3 separate regions of the Homo sapiens genome follow, and all the other regions are linked to region 3. The links are chromatin contacts, found by Hi-C or POLR2A ChIA-PET in ENCODE. All regions are on one chromosome and are shown on one strand. Each heading gives the region's core, a stretch centred on a gene start or an enhancer-like site at or near the end of the contact. The rest is flanking DNA. Distances are from core to core; before and after follow the strand shown.

Region 1 (3,846 bases), core at 919-3,418, 810 kb after region 3:
AATTCACAGAGAAAGAAGGAATACTCCACAGCTCATTCTATGAATTCAATATGACCTCGCTATCAAAATTAGACAAGAATGGAATAAGAAAGGAAAATTACAAGCCAAACTAGGCCATCGATGTATATATACAGGCCCAAATCAACCATCAAGTTTTTTTTTTTCAACATAAAAGAAACAAACTCTTGGAAAACCAAGTCTAACTGTGTTTAGAAAGATAATACACTAAGAGCTAGCTGTCTTCATCCTACAAGAACAATTTATCATAAATAATAGTTTCGTACTGGCATAAGAACAGACAAATTTTCAGTGGAATAGAATGGAGAGGCCAGTTAACAGGGTGTAGATGACATCTCAACAGTCTTGACTTGGATTTCCTTGCTCACCAGTGAGACTATCACTTCATATGACACATTTATACATGGAAATTTGTCACATGATGGGGGTGACATAGTTGAGCAGTAGAGAAAGGAAGGAATCTTTAAAAAGTACAGTTGGAAAACTGATTATAAATATAGATAAAATTGAATTTGGATTCCTAGCTCCTAGTCTGCTTAAAAATCAATTACAGACAGAGTAAGGAATTTATATGTCAAAAACAAAACTTTATGAGAGGAATATATATGGGTAAATAGTTTTCTGACTTGAGAATAGAAAAGAATTCCTTAAACAAGACCAAATATGATATCCTAAAAGAACATATTGACAAATGCGTTGAACAACTACACTACACTCCAGGTCCTCCCTCCAAAATCCTAAACCCAAATCTCATCACGTTTTTCAGTGAAATAAAAATACCTTCTGTTTCCAGCAAGCATCCTCCATAAAAGGCTTTGAAGTTATTAATATAATTAGCAAAAAATTCAGTACAGTATCTATTTTTAAACAGCGGTATTAAATTATAAGAACTATTTGTCCATTTACCCTAGTTCCTTGGAAGGCCGTGCGGAAGAATCAAATGCGCAAAGGTTAAAGCCCACAATTTTCTTCTTGAAGTAAATGGTAGCATTGTTAAGAAACGACCGAGGCCAATTTTCCTTTTTAACAGTGAGAACAACTTGTAACTAGAAGTCAGAATCTCTATTCAAGTATTTTACACAGTTCTTCTGTGAATTGCATATAGTGGATAGGATCATATTGATCTGTGATGTCAAAATCCAGTGCAGAGGCTTCACAGAGGAAGTAAAAGGAGATAAGATGACTACTCACCACTGCTCTGGGCACCAAGGCCCAACCTCTCCTCCTCAGAGGAGGGCAGTTGTCCAGGTACCTTTTAGCCCCAGCTCACATCTGAGGCTCATTATTCCTGGGTGAGAAAGCAGCTTTGGGGCACTTTCTAGAATGCTCTATCATGTGCTAGAGAATGATAATGGTGAATTCCACAGAGAGTTGTGCTTGGAGGATTCCTTCATTCTCAGCTGGGAGAGACAACCACCCCCGGTAGTTGGCTTTAAAATTTTTTTTTATCTATCTATCTATCATCTATCTATCTATCGATATTTTCACCATGTAGCCCAGGCTGGTCTTGAACTCCTGAGTTCAAGAAATTGGCCCGCCTCGGCCTCCCAAATTGTTGGCATGAGCCACCGCACCTGGCCCCAGGTAGTATTTTTACACTTGTATTGTCCAAGTTTTAGCATGAAGTGTTGCTTTTTCTCTGGTGGTCTGGAAGAGTTCACCCTGCCTGTTAGTGTGAATTTTACCTGCTAGAAGTGTGTCTCCAACAGACATCATCCTGAGAATGTCAGTGGGGGACTCAAAAACGAGGGGGCATCTCCTTGCCAATGGGGCATCTCATAGTCGTCAATGCCACTAGCGGTTAACAGGAGTACCTCTGGATGTGCATGCTGTTTTAGGTAGGCCTTTTCGGGTTTTGAAAACTCACAAAGCAAGTGAGGGGACTGGAAATTGAATTTATTCTTAGATCCTTGTCTCAGAAATGTAAGCACAGGGCAAGAAAGTCAGCACAGTGCCCTGGAGTCCTATCTGATCTCCGGGTTTTGGGGGCACCTTCCAGAAGGTACAGGTGCCACAAATACCCCTGCAAGACTCAGTGGAAAAACTCTCACCACTATTCTTATGCCCAAGGGGCCACGCTGTGAGTGTCTGCATCTCCTCAACCACACAGGTCTTCTCATTGCATGCCTAGATAAGGCAGTTACATTGAAACTATTGCATCACCTTGCTGCAGTCATGTATGATTAACTAGATATGCTGGAAAGAGAGAGGAAGGAGGCTGGTTACCGAGTTTAAGGAGTGTCATTTATGGTAAAACACATTTTTCCTATAATAAAATCAATCATAGGTGGTGGCAATTGCTACAACATGCTTTAGTATTGGTTTGATTTCTCCATTTCTAGATAGTGTTTCCCATTAGGTTGTTTTTTTTTTTTTTTTTTAATCAGCCTCAAAGAAACCTTAAAATAAAGTTGTGACTGAGGGCGGGTGAAGGGGACATGGAGTATGATAGTCACTTTTGTTCCAGTGTTAATTTTCAAAAACTCCGGATGTCTAATATTGAAAGCCAGTCCAGAGCGCTCAGTGTTAAAGAACTCGCTCCCTACCCGCCCCCCCGCCACCCCAACTGCGGGGCTGAATCACACGAGGAAGGAAAGTCTGGCTCACTGCTTTATTAATTCACTACTGTGATTTCTTTCTCTGTTACTAAAGGGGACTGGGCGGGGGGTGGTAAATTGAGTGGGCAGCCAGGAAATGTGATATTTTTCTTGGTTCCTTGTGATTGGAGGAAATTCTGTCTTCTCCTTTTGGTTCAAAAGTTTTAGCAACATAACCTTTGGTTTTGTTTTGTTTTTCTGTGAAGTAATTTGACTTTTCAGTGGAAGCTACCCCAAGCCCACCTCTCTGGGGTTGTAAAACCCGCTCGCTTTGATACAATTTCATTAAATGAAGTCATCCAGATGGTGAGCCCATATAAAACCCTGACCTTCAAAGGTCTCTGCCTGTCTCTAGGTCCTTGGGTAATTTGAAGTGTCACTTCTTGGCCATGTCTGCTCAGACCTGTCACCTTAAATCTCCTCTTTGAACTTTATCTTACTTTTCTCCTTAATCTTCTTTTGATGGGAGGTGAACATTAATAGGAATGATCTTCAATGCCGGTTCTCTGAAGACCCGTAGTAATTGTTAGTAATCAAGCCTGATGTGATGGACAAAATACACATTATGTGTAAATGTCCCATGCAAAATGTGAGAAAGTTTAGATGATGTACAGCAGTTATTTTTAGTCCTTCGAATAAAACATACTCCTCACATACATACTCCTCACATTCGAGAGCAATATTATAAATAATGCAGCATTCATTTAATATAACCTCAGTATGTTTCATTTCAAAAGACCAACTGTAATTTCTATTTCTGTTTATTTTTAAAGAACTCTTCACTACTGTAATATTATATTTTAATAATAATAACAATGACCTGTATATATTACATACTTAATATATGACAGTCCATAAGCTAGGGTTTATAAAAATATATATGATCAAATTTCATCCTAACAATACATTATGTGTTAAGTATTATCCCCATTTGACAAACAAGAAAACTGGGTCTCAGAAATGTGCACAGTCATGTTTAAAAATCCTAACTCTCTATCTCAAAAACCCATCCTATGGTGTCTCTAAGAGAAATGTGTAGACTGCTCAAACTGGTTCTAATAAAGTTTTCCCTCATTTTGAATGTTTCTGTTCAGTAACGAAAAACTGTAAATAAATAATACAAAAAGCATATTTATAACCTAAGTATAAGGCCTAAGAATAATAATAAAATGGATACTTGCATACCCACCACTGAGCTTAAGAAATCAGACATTAGCAACACCTTTGAAGC
Region 2 (3,701 bases), core at 1,098-3,597, 730 kb after region 3:
ATTAGCCCCGCATGGTGGCAGGTGCCTGTAGTCCCAGCTACTCGGGAGGCTGAGGCAGGAGAATGGCGTGAACCCGGGAGGCGGAGCTTGCAGTGAGCCGAGATTGTGCCACTGCACCCCAGCCTGGGCGACAGAGCAAGACTTCGTCTCAAAAACAAAACAAAACAAAACAAAACAAAACAAAAAAACCTGAATCAATAAGTGAGGAATTTTATGAAATGCACTCTTGAAGCCAATGAAATAAGGTCATCCATAACTATAAACCAGCAGCTAAATATTACGTAAGCATGGGACTTGGACTCTATTTCATTTAGACCACCTGAAGCAGGTTCTCTTGGAACTGCAAAACAAAAGAAGAGAGAGAAAGAAAGACCACCATTGTGATGGTTTCCAGATAGGCCTAATCAAAAGGTTGAAAATTTCTACCAAGAATATTAAGTCATTACAGCAGGTACCTTTTCTAATTAAAATTGTATTCCCACTGCATGGCTGCATCCTAATAAACTGAGAGGCATCAGCTAGCTACCTTATCTTTCATACCAGCTGTAAGTATGCTGATATACATATGTATATTATATTTGTATTATGTATAATATCTATATGCTATATGTATATATAAAGTATAGCCCTTAAAAATTATTTCAAAGTCACACAATCATCTGAGTCACACAAGCACATAGAAAAAGAGATAAAGGTATGTTATGTAACTCACCTCCTGTATCCAGATAAGTCTTCAGTCAAACAAATACAATTATTTGATATTTTTTCCTTGATGCTTTTGAAGACACCTCCTCCATAACCACAATCAGGAACGGTCTGTATTTCAGCAGTCAGGAAGTTCTTTTTTTTTTTTTTTTTTTTTTTTTTTTTTCAAATAAACTGCTTATCTTAGAATGGTTTTAAAATTACAGAATTAATGTAATTAGTGCAGTAATGTAATTAGTGCAGTAATGGTACAGAGCGCTCCCTACCTAATACTGAGTTTCCCCTATTGTTAACATATTACATTAATATGGTACCTTTGTCATGACCAATGAATCAGTATTGATACATTATTTCCTCAGCTTTTCCCTAATGTCTTTTTTCCTTTTTCTTTTTTGAGATGGAGTCTCACTCTGTTGCCCAGGCTGGAGTGCAGTGGCACGATCTCGGCTCACTGCAGCCTCCACCTCCTGGGTTTAAGTGATTCTTCTGCCTCAGCCTCCCAAGTAGCTGGGATCACAGGCGCCCGCCAATACACCCAGCTAATTTTCGTATTTTTAGCAGAGATGGGGTTTCACCATCTTGGCCAGGCTGGTTTCAAACTCCTTACCTCAAGTGATCTGCTTGCCTCAGCCTCCTAAAGTGCTGGGATTACAGGTGTGAGTCACCGTGCCCTGCCCCTAATGTGCTTTTTCTATTCCAGGATTCCATGCAGGATACCACATTGTATTTAGTAGTCATGTCTCCTTAGGCTCCTCTTAGCTGTGGCAGTTTCTTAGACTTTCCTTGGCTTTGCTGACCTTGATAGTTTTGAGGATTACTGGTCAGGTATGTTGTAGAATGTCCTTCCATTGGGTTTTGTCTGATGTTTTACTCATGATTAGACTGAGTTAATGCATTTAATGGGAGGGAGACCACAGAGGCAAAGTGCCATTCTCATTATATCATATCATCAAGGGTGCACACTATCAATCGCTTGCCAATGTTAGGGAGTTGTTTTTAAGGTCAAAAGTAAATTCCTATTGTTAAAGCAGTGGTTCTCAAAGTGTGGTCCCCCAGATCAGCAGTGTCAGCATCACCTGGAACTTGTTAAAAATGCAAATTCTTGGCTTTATCACAGGCCTACTAAATCAGAAACTCTGGGGGTGGAGCCCAGTGATCTGTCTGAACAAGCCTAGGTGATTCTGATGCAGCTGAAGTTTAAGAACTGCCGTGTTCGTGGTTGTCTAACATGTTTGGCCTCAATGTATAAAAAGAGTTCTCCTCAGTGCCCATCTATTAAGCCAGTGGTTCTCAACTCTGCTGCATTTCATGAATACCCACGCCCAGGCACCATCCCCAGAGACTGATATCACTGCTTTGGGAGGGTGTCTTACTGAAAAGTTCCCAGGTGGTTCCAAGCCTAGACAGGGTTAAGGGCTCCTGCCCTGGCCCTCAGCTAAGAGAAGTCTCCCCTCTTCTACTCATGCTTTCCACCCTTGTAAGCTCTCCTTCCTTTCCCCCTTGGCCTTTGGAAGAATGGATCAATCAGTAGCCTGGTTTCTTAGAAAACATCAAAGAAGATTTAATGCTACAGAACTTCAGATTGGTAATAGCCATAAAGGTCAACTAGTTATGTGGTTTTAAAAGTTTTTTTGAGCAGACTCTTTCTTCAAAGGAAATCTTTATGGGGAAACCCAAACCAATACAGAAAAAGAGAGAAAACTGAGCTGCCCTGAGTGAAGGGGAAGGGACTTGAGGTTGCTTCTGGTCCTCCTGACACTATCTAGCCATCACTGGGCTAGTTCAGCCTTCCCAGTCAATGGTTGTCCACCTTCTCCTTGATCATTTCCAGCATCAGGGGCTCCTCCACTTACCACGCCACTTCCATTTCAGTACCAAGCATCAAAGCTTTCTTTCTTTTGAGCCCCCATTGGCTTCCCCATCACTTCCTATCACTAATACAGCTCCTTTCCTGGTGTTAAAGAAGAGAGATAGAGAGCCTTTCCCATAAAAAGCCTCTTTTTATTTCATGATTCAGGCACCCTGCTCCCTCAACAGTGGTTCTCAACTGGATTGTGCATTAGAATCAACCAATGCACTTTCAAAAGTCTCACTGCCCAGGATACACCCCAAATCAATCTGGTAGTGTCTTTTCAGGTGGACCCAGGTAGACAAGAACCACATGCAGCCTGGCTGGGGACTGAGCACCTTTGTCAGAGCCTCTCCCCTCACCCCCAGGCCAACAGGGCCACCCTCTTTCCTGATGATTGACACTACTCTGAACCTCCTCATCATTCCATCTGCTCCCTTTAGAGAATGCTCCATTATCCGTATCAAAAAGTAAGTCATAGTGGCACAATTTTCACAAACAGTTTTTATACAATGAAGGTAAAAAGTTTAAGTGCTGGGTTGATATAATACCAAATTCTTTCTTTCTCAAGTTAATTAGAATAAAAAGACACCTATTTGCTTCGTGACTCAACAATCCAACTTCTACTCCCATGTCCCCCTTCCCCTATACTGGAAAGATTGTACAAATGCTCCTACCTTTCCCGGAGCAGAAGTGTCTCACAGCTAGTATCCCTGCTCTGCCCTTGTTAAATGAGAGGTAAATGATGTGATCATTTTTTTGTGACTGCCTTAAGCAACTCCACCCAGATGGCCTGGCTGTTTGTTTGGTGAAGATTTCTCTCTCCTCTTCTGCCCCCTCTTTCTGACCCATTAGTCAGAAAATAACTGGGCTTTGCAAATGTAGGTTGTGTAAGTTGTCAGGTTCACCAGCCTCCAAATGGCCTGTCCCAAATCCTCTTAACCAGTATTTCCGGAATGAAGTTAAGATCATGCAGGCCATTAGCCAAGGAGTTTAGCTAGAGAGGGTGGGGTGAAGCACAACCCATGCTTTGAAGTATCTGAAACACTCACCAGCCAATGACAATTACTTGTCTCCACTAGGCTGAAGAACATATTTCAGTTGTTCCTATCTCCACTGAAAAACTTGCCTCCTATATATGACATGA
Region 3 (3,652 bases), core at 122-2,621:
ATTTGAGTAGAACAACAACTAGTTTCTCAATGATGACACATCAGGATCAAACACCCGGGGGACCTCTCCTGCAATTGCTGTTCTCTTTGAAGAAGCTCCTTTTAAATAGAAGACAGTACCTTGAAATATGGCCACAGGAGGTCAGTAGCGTGCTGTGGTTCTACGCAGAAGCAAAAAAACAGTCCCCTCTAAGCATCTTTAAGCCATAAATTCCTTGTTGTAAACTAAGAATATGTTATTCCTTCCATATTTTCAGATAAATTGACAGCTAAGCTTAAAGAAATTATGCTTTCAGCTTGTAATATGGAATAGACAGGCACTAACTTATTCTTAAAGACTCTTATTATGACACGGCTGTGTTTGAAGAAATGGTTTTGTTTTGTTTTTTAATGAAACCTGTGTTTTGGTCAAGAGTGTTACCACATTCAGATCACAACTTTTCTAAGGAAATACACTCAAAGACACCTAACATTTGAGTGAGATTAATCATAATGTAAGATTTCTGTGATGTGTGCAATGGGGCTTCAATATCTTAGATCTCACCATGATGGGCAATTGCTTGTCTTTTTCGAGCCTTGATTTCTCATCTTTAAGACAGGAGTGACGCGGCTGTTGTCATAATTAAGTGAGGAAATGTAGTTAAAGCACCGACCACCAAGCCCTAAACATTTTGTGCTTCTGGATGCCCAGTATCCTTCCTGTTTGGGGAGAATCTGAAGATGGGTGAGGGACAGGGCTTGTCCCTCGCCGCAATGGAAGTCAAAGGGGGACGATCTTTCTTCGACTCTTTGACCCCTGGCTGCTGGAGCATGGTCATGTGACCAAAGCGTGGCTGGGCATCTCAAAGGCTCAGCCACTTGCATATTATTTGTGATGTCAGGTGTAGGCTAGTGGCGTAATAGCAAGCACCCGGGATCAGCAGGTCCCTGCAGGATGTTGGCGGGGCTTTGCCTACCTTCGTTTCTGCCTAAGTATGCTGAGTTTTCCCAACAACGCTGGGAGCTTATTTATATCCTTCTAACAAATTCAGGTTAGCCAGAAAATCTACTGTTGTTTGCAACCCAAAACACTGAAGAGTGTAAGATTCAAGTTTAAGTTTATGGTAAATGTGCAAAATTACTCGTTAAAGGATTCTGGCTGGTATATAATAGAGTTTTCTCCTGAGGTTTTTTCCACAGTACAATCGATGATTGTAAAAGAAAAGCTGAATAATTGAAAAAAGGCCTAGTGTTTTGACATGACAATAGAAATAATATTTACTAGACACAGAGAGCAGGGTTTCAACCATCCTGTAATTGTCAGCCATGCAGCAGGGCTGTCTGAGGACAGCTGTGCATGTAAATCATCACTGGTTGCCTGGATGAGATAACTAGGTTACTGGTGGCTTCCCCTTCTTCTGGCTTCAGAGGTTGCACCCAAACTCAGTTTCCCATGGGCCCAGTGACTTCCTCTCTCATATCCTCCCACACCAGACCTTCAATGAGACTAAATGGAAATATCTCTGAAATCCACTGATGAGAGAGCAGTAGAACTAACACTGTATATATGTGTGTGTGTACATACTTCAGTATGAAAACAGGAATTCCTATGCATAAATGGCATAACAACACCATATGGCCCCTCACCAATGCATCAGAAGGTAAATAGCTTCTCTTCAGATGATGTTAGAAGAATCATTTGTCCAGTTATTCAAGTTAAATGTCATTTACTTTTGAAATGTTTCTTTGTGATTTAAAGCCTGTCACTAAAAACAAACCCCACACCACCACCACAAAACAAAAACCAAAAAATAAAAGCAAACCACTGCTCTTTGCTTCTCAAACTCTCTCACTGCCTGATATCACACTCACCAGGAAATTTTCTTGGTGATAGAACTTCCATTTCCTCACTGTCTCCCTCACCACCTACCCTACCTCCCATCAGCCCTGGCCTTGGGAATGAAGTGGTCAGAGAAAATGATCTCCTCATAAATGTCTGATGAAAATCGGCTTGCCACCCTGTAACATGGGAAGACATTTGTATCATCTATATTCTAGGTTGATCATAAAACCATCTTATAAAATTGGTTAATTATGCTGGGGTTCAACTGTTTATTATGTCAGACAAGTAGGGTTTTGGGGCAGGTCTGAGATGAAGAGATTGGTAGTAAGGGAAGACTCAATTTATAGCTTTTATTACCAGTAAAATCTGAAGCCTTGCAAAACCTCAATGGTGCCCAATTATATAAAAACATGGTAATTTTTCTTGCATCATCAATATTTAAAAGCCACTTGGCTGACCATGTTGGGACACCTATGTTTTGAAGCATGTGAGGAAACATCTGTGAGCACATTTACAGTATTCCATCAAATAATACGCTTCAAATTCAAGAGGAGTAATTTCAAATTAGTAATGTTTACAGACATGTCTGCATCCATTGTACCTAAAAGAAAGTTAAAATGAGATAAAAATCTGGGAAAAAAAGGTGGCAGCTCATTTCCCACAATCTCCCTTGCTTTTTTAAACTCTTACTTTGAACTTACTGCTTTTTGCATGATAGTCTTCTGCCTTAATTCTTGAATTTTCCAAATTGATGTTAAAGTCTTTAATGACTCCTTTTTATACCAAATAACTCTCTCTTTTTTTCTTTTTACCAACTCTCTGATATGCAAATGTATGTCTGGAGTACCATAAAAAGGATTTTATTTTTCAAAAATAAACAAAGGGAGAATGTAGGTAACAAAATCTAATACAGAAGATGTATTTAACATCATGGTATAGTAGAAAAAAACAAGTTATTCTGTCTTGCATCATTGATGTTTATAAGTCACTTGATGAGCCATTATGAAACATCTCTGTTTGTAACATGCAAAGTTAACAGCTGGGTCATATTTATAGCATTCTACTCAATACCATGCCTCAGAGTCCAGGTTGAGAATTTGTGATTTGCAATTGATAGGCATATTTGCCTTCAGACATTGGAAAACTCTGAAATAGGAAAAAATAATGAAGACATTGTAAAGTATTTCTTTCCCTCTGGCAAGTAAAAGATTAATTACTGTTAGTATACCAGCTCTTTCTTATAAGAAATCATCCTGAAATCCTAAAATAGCCGCTTCATATCAGAGTGATATCCAGAAGCCTCTTTCAATATCTGTCCTAAAGGACAAAATGCCCACCCTCCAAACAGTCGAAGACAGATTTTTCATGGGGCATATTGTTGAATTTTGTGATGAATCTTGCTGAATTATTTAGCCTTTGGCAGCAAAATGTGGCTGGGAAGAACATGGACTGCGTGGCTTCACCACAGCAGCTCAGGTAGATGTCCTTGGGCTTGAACTTTCTGAACTTTGGCTCACTCTGATGAAATGGGAAAAACAACGGCAACTTTACAGAGTTGTTTCAAAGACTATATAAGAATTACAATAATAGCTAAGATTCTTGAAAAAATTTCCATTTGCCAGACACTGACTAGAAAGCTTGATATAGACTTGTCATTTCAAACAGATCAAATCTATATGGAAAAGGCACTTCATGAATTAGGCCACAGAAATGTGAATTTATTCCTCCTTCCTCTGTTATTTGAAACTCTCATAAAAGGGACTTTTTTTTTTGAGACGGGATCTCACTCTGTTGCCCAGGCTGGAGTGCAGTGGCACGATCATAGCTCAAT

Evidence for each region. A loop is a pair of places that touch in the nucleus more often than their neighbours do. ChIA-PET counts read pairs that join two places held with the same protein, here RNA polymerase II (POLR2A). Pooled maps may share reads with other maps.
Region 1: a loop to region 3 is called in a pooled map, with 2.8 times the contacts of the local background. The contact joins two enhancer-like sites. A Hi-C loop is called at or near these places in 8 of 37 single-sample maps with no recorded cell type and 5 of 50 pooled maps.
Region 2: a loop to region 3 is called in a pooled map, with 2.5 times the contacts of the local background. The contact joins two enhancer-like sites. A Hi-C loop is called at or near these places in 5 of 37 single-sample maps with no recorded cell type and 3 of 50 pooled maps. POLR2A ChIA-PET finds 5 or more read pairs at or near these places in 3 of 52 experiments (GM12878 and activated T-cell).

The regions. Positions count from the first base shown.
Region 1 is chr6:137,902,528-137,906,373 of GRCh38, forward strand. No RefSeq gene overlaps it. Among named protein-coding and RNA genes, the nearest start is that of WAKMAR2, 36 kb to the left of the region's middle. RefSeq lists enhancers at 2,583-2,632, 2,813-2,902. Within about 2 kb of position 2,169, at least 4 of the 41 ENCODE cell types and tissues checked have a DNase peak (open chromatin) inside an H3K27ac peak, as active enhancers do.
Region 2 is chr6:137,826,209-137,829,909 of GRCh38, forward strand. All of the region lies in intron 3 of WAKMAR2 (wound and keratinocyte migration associated lncRNA 2), which reads right to left. Among named protein-coding and RNA genes, the nearest start is that of TNFAIP3, 39 kb to the right of the region's middle. RefSeq lists enhancers at 1,794-1,923, 1,944-1,993. Within about 2 kb of position 2,348, at least 7 of the 41 ENCODE cell types and tissues checked have a DNase peak (open chromatin) inside an H3K27ac peak, as active enhancers do; they include GM12878, where a contact is called at or near this core.
Region 3 is chr6:137,094,405-137,098,056 of GRCh38, forward strand. No RefSeq gene overlaps it. Among named protein-coding and RNA genes, the nearest start is that of IL20RA, 51 kb to the left of the region's middle. RefSeq lists enhancers at 1-235, 1,643-1,782, 2,696-2,865, 3,461-3,630. Within about 2 kb of position 1,372, at least 4 of the 41 ENCODE cell types and tissues checked have a DNase peak (open chromatin) inside an H3K27ac peak, as active enhancers do; they include GM12878, where a contact is called at or near this core.